2 separate regions of the Mus musculus genome follow, and region 2 is linked to region 1. Evidence: chromatin loops called from intact Hi-C (ENCODE). Cell type or tissue: left cerebral cortex. All regions are shown on one strand. Region 1 holds the start of Zfp106 (zinc finger protein 106). Region 2 overlaps Stard9 (START domain containing 9).

Region 1 (2,500 bases):
ATAGGGCTGGGCAGTGGTGGCACACACCTTTAATCCAAGCACTTGGGAGATAGAGGCAGGTGGATTTCTGAGTTCTAGACCAGCCTGGTCTACAGAGTGAGTTCCAGGACAGCCAGGGCTACACACAGAAACCCTGTCTCGAAAAACCAAAAAGTGTTTGTTTAGCTTGAAAAGAAAAAGAAAAAGAAAAAAAAAAAAAAAAAAAAGTCACAGACTGTGAAACTGAAACTCTGGAACCACTTCTATCCTTCATCCTTGACAAACATTTTCCACTTTCAGAAGTGGCTCAGTCTAACAAAAGCACAAATTTTACAAGTCCTCTGATACACACCTGGTAGCTCATACTTCTGGACAGCCCCTTTCAGACTACAACCACAGCAACAGAGTGTAAGCTGTTCATGGGCAACTTGCATCCTAGATGAGCAGTTAAGAGTAATGTAACCTTTAGTATAAAAATCCTCAACTTCCCTTTCCAGAACCCATTTACAAAACACAAACTATGTAGAGATCTCATCTTGGGTTTAAGAGCCAAGGCACTCAATGTTCCCTGCTTTTCTCAGAGACCAGCCTTGAATTTGTTCTAATCTGGATGTACAGTAAGGACATGGTTTTTCTGTTTAAAACACCTTCCTTGTGTCAAAGCCACTGGTTCTGCACCAGACTGATGAAATCCCTTCACACCTTTTCTTTCCTGACTGTTGAAGCTCTCTTCAAAAATCCATCTTGACCCTCTCTCCAGTTAAAATCTACGATGGGCTGTACGAAATTCCAGCACTGTGATTGAACTCAGGATCAAGTTTGAGGCCAGTCTGGGCTACATAAGCCAGATTCTCTCCAAAACTATGAATCAAAATAAACTCTACTATTTTCTGTATCTAGTAGTTCAGTCCGATCTCGAAGGAGTGCTTAGAATGTCTAATTTGGGGCTAGAGAGAGGCTTAGTGGTTAAGATCACCGACTGCTCTTCCGAAGGTCCTGAGTTCAAATCCCAGCAACCACATGGTGGCTCACAACCATCCGGAATGAGATCTGACGCCCTCTTCTGGTGCATCTGAGGACAGCTACTGTGTACTTAGATATAATAACAAATAAGTCTTTAAAAAAAAAAAAAAAAAGCCGGGCATGGTGACACACGCCTTTAATCCCAGCACTTGGGAGGCAGAGGCAGGCGGATTTCTGAGTTCGAGGCCAGCCTGGTCCACAAAGTGAGTTCCAGGACAGCCAGAGCTATACAGAGAAACCCTGTCTCAAAAAACAAAAATAAAAACAAAAACAAAAAAAGAATGTCTAATTGGGTGTATCAGAAAGAGATGAGCGTAGCCATCACCGGAGATGAAGTTCACTAACTCCACAACGTGAAAACTTCAACAAATCACTCTCAGTATCTCAGTACCTCATGTAAAAAGTACTACCCAAAAACATCTACTACAACAGCTTGTTAAATTCCCAAGACACACCTGAATGTACTTATCACACGCAAAGCAGATACTAAGTAACTCGTAGATGAATCTGATCATTCATTCTTTCGTTTTTTGGCGTTACACTTTTAAGATTCCCCCCTGTAGTTTTAGAACAGGATTTGGCTCTTAATCAGTCTGTGATTGGAATCACTTTAATATAAACCGATATGGTGGCTAGAACTGTAATCTGCTTCCAAGTTGGGGTAAAAAAACACACACACACACACAACACTGAAATCTGGAACTTCCCCAAAAAGATAGTTTACGTTACTTTCAAAGATGACTATACCTAACAGACTGAAACGGGAGGCGGTGCAATAATCTCCTCTCCACACTACGCACCAAAATCGTACTAAATATTAAATGGACACATACCGTTCCACTAGTTGCTACTACATTGCTAAGACGCATCCCACAAGTAGAGTCCTCAAAAGCAGGAAAAAGAGGCGACACTGTTAGTCTCGGAAGGCTAGAGATGGCCCTGGCCTGAAACCTACAGCTTTTAAACTAAGGCTGAGATTCCTCCTAGACTAGACCCCATGCCGACAGAGGTCAGGGCCTGCCCCAAAGGTCAAAAACCTGGAGCCACGCGTCCAGTCTGGGTTGCGAACAGAATCGGATTGCCCTTGCTGGAATCTGTGCCCAGAAGCCAGACGCACCGCTCGCCAATAAACCCTAAACCCACACAGGTCAGAAGGGGCATCGTAGCGTGGTCGCATGCAGGCGCAGCTCCACCACCTGTCCAGGGGGCAGACCCTCGGGCTCCGATACGCCCAACCAGGCCGCATCCTCCTTACTCACACTCACAGCCCGACCTTCCTACGCCATCTGGCCGCCGAGGACCCGGCGAGGGAGCTCCCAGACGCCCCCTTAGCCTCCGGTCCGGCGGCGGCCCGGGACCCGCTCCCCGCCGGGCACTGACGCCGCCGCCGCCGCCGCTACTACCACCATCGCGCAAGCGCGCAGGCGCACGCAACTCAGCACGCTCCCTCTCCCCTCCCACTCCATCCGCCCTTTTCAACCATCTAGCTTTATTTGAA
Region 2 (2,500 bases), 90 kb after region 1:
CCCCAAGATGCCTTATTCCAAATTACCTGACTACTTTTGTGGACTTGAGTACTCTGTGAGATACAGGCAATAGCTTATACTTTGGGATCAGATGTTGAACTGTATATAGCTGGAGGTGCTCCCTTGGGGCTAGGATCTGCACACCAGCCCTATAGTTAGTGTGCTGTGAAACTCATTATGTAACTATGATAAATTTTCAATTTGTTGTCCTCCTGCCTCAGCCTCCTCTGAGATTACAGAGCTACACTAGCTCATGGTGCTCTTTTTCTTCCCAGGATATCTCAGCATTCCTGGCACCCCTTTTTCTAAGTAGGTTCTCTTTTATCTGTGCTGTTCCTTGGGGTGTCAGTTTCAAATCAGAGGGGAGTGAAGACTCCAGAAGGCTTCATACGTGCTGCTTTGTTTTTCTTTGTTTGGAGACAGAGAATTAAGATCCTCCTGCTTCTTTGTTGCAGGAATATTTGTAAAGCTGGAGTTAGCTTTGTGTAGTTTGAAATTGACTTGAAGTCTGAGGGCTGAAGGGGAAGAAGTGGCTTGACATCAGTGTGTTTTGAGGTCTTGTGACTAACACGCAGCCTGTCCCTTCTGCAAAGGCTTTGGGACAGGAGGAGGGGAATATGGCTTTAGGCAGGAGGTGTACTGCCAGTGGGGCTGTCTAAGGCAGATGCATCACAAAATCTGTTAAACCAAACCTTAAAGTGAGATGGGCTTCAACTGGCCTTGCTAGAGTATGCACCAACACTGACCTGGAGAGACCCTTCAGACTCAACAAGATTAAAAACAGGAAATAAGCTTCTAGCAGCATAATTGTCGGAAAAGTTTTTCCACATAGGCACAATCGTTTGGGCTTGTTTTCCTTCCCCCATATTTGTGTATGTGTGGTGTGGAGGCATGTATGAAGGTTCTTGTATGTGCAAACAAGTGCGTGCGTGCGTGCGTGCGTGCGTGCGTGCGTGTGTAGGCCCAAGGTTGATGCCCCGTGTCTTCCTCAGTCACTCTGAGTTAAGTGCTGAGGCAGCTCTATCACTGGATTCAACTTTTTGCCTAATTTAGCTGGGATTCCCTGCCTTCCTCTCCTGCATGCTAGGATGATGGGTGAGGTGCCACACCCACCCAGCTCTTCTGTTCTCAGAACCCAAACACTAGTTTTCACATCTGTCTTGTCTGGTGAGCTCCCTGCCCACTGAGCCACATCTCCAGCGTCCTGCTTCCTTCTGTATAAGGATTTGCAGCGCAAACAATGCAAAGCAGGTTGGTCCTTCTTGACTACCTCTTAGTGCTGCTGGAGCAGACCCCTTAGAAACAATGCTGAGGAGCTCTGTGAGCACACTGAAAAGACAGCGCCGTGTGCAACACTGACCTGGTGATGAGCTGCTGAATGAAGATAACACGTGTGGAGAGTAATTCAGGCGGGATTTAGAGGAAAGCTACAGAACAGCCATAATGTAATTTTCCTCCACATGTCTTTTGTGAGTGTACTGGAGTCAGTCCAGAGTTATATATTCATTACTCATTCTTTCCATGACTGTGAATTCACTGTGTTACAGTGGGTGCCATGTCTGAGCCTCAGCCTTAAATGAGTTCCCTTCTGTCCAGTAAGCACTTCAGGGACTTGCCTAGGTTTTCTTGTGATAGTGAAGCCAAGGCAGCGCTAGACACAGGGTCCAGCTCCCGGGACTGCTGATCTTTTACATGCTATCCTCGTGAGAGCAGTGTGCGTAGAGACGGTGATATTTGAGGAAAAGGGAAGGAACGATGAGTCTAAAGGCTAGGAAGGAAGTGCTCATTTGTTTTTGTTTTGCTTTTCCTTTCTCCACAGATGTGGTATTGTGTTTAAGTAAACACTGTGTTGAGGAAGGTTTTGGAAGCATTGAGACTATGATGCAGATTCTGTGTAGCCCTGCCTTTGCTCACAACCCTCATCTGGCTCAAGTGATGTATTATGAACTGTGTGGTCAAAAGGAGCATTGCCATCTGCTGTGGTGTAACTCCATTTAAACTGTATATGCACGCACGTGTGCACGCGCACATACACACACACACTACATCAGTATTTTAAAATAACCTTATAAAATAATGTGTTTCTTTATGACTTTTTCAGGCATACTTATGTATACTTATGTATCTCTCCTTCCTCCCTCTCCCTGTGTTACCAACATTCTTTTAATATTGTCTGGGTACTTGAGATGCATGCTAAAATCTGAGAACGGAGTAGGGGGGTATTGTTTTTCATTGTTTTGTTTTGGAGACAGGGTTTCTCTATTTTAACAGCCCTGGCTATTCTGGAACTTTCTTTGTAGACCAGGCTGGCCTTGAATTCATAGAGATCTGCCTTTTTCTGGCTCTCGAGTACTGGAATTGAAAGTGTATGTCACTACAGCCAGCCAAGAACTAGTGTTTTATAAATTTTCTATTCATTGGCAAATGGGAATGTTATACTTACAGACTGGAGGAAATGTGCTAAGCTGAAAAATAGCTGTTCTATGAGTTAGTTTCTTCA

The links. Peaks named below come from ENCODE experiments on the same cell type or tissue, not always from the same donor. Only the 100,000 strongest peaks of a DNase experiment are listed, where the experiment ranks them.
Region 2: a loop joins it to region 1, with 2.0 times the contacts of the local background. A loop is called at or near these places in 1 of 42 quality-filtered maps.

Annotation. Positions count from the first base shown.
Region 1 is chr2:120,561,426-120,563,925 of GRCm38, forward strand. Zfp106 (zinc finger protein 106) reads right to left here and starts at 2,434. Exons shown (of 22, transcript NM_011743.3): 1 at 2,262-2,434. In left cerebral cortex, a CTCF peak has its summit at 1,019 (motif pointing left); DNase peaks (open chromatin) are centred at 1,929 and 2,448; H3K4me3 peaks cover 1,165 bases; H3K27ac peaks cover 577 bases.
Region 2 is chr2:120,651,263-120,653,762 of GRCm38, forward strand. All of the region lies in intron 3 of Stard9 (START domain containing 9), which reads left to right. Among named protein-coding and RNA genes, the nearest start is that of Stard9, 23 kb to the left of the region's middle. In left cerebral cortex, no CTCF peak of the experiment used is centred here; a DNase peak (open chromatin) is centred at 1,508.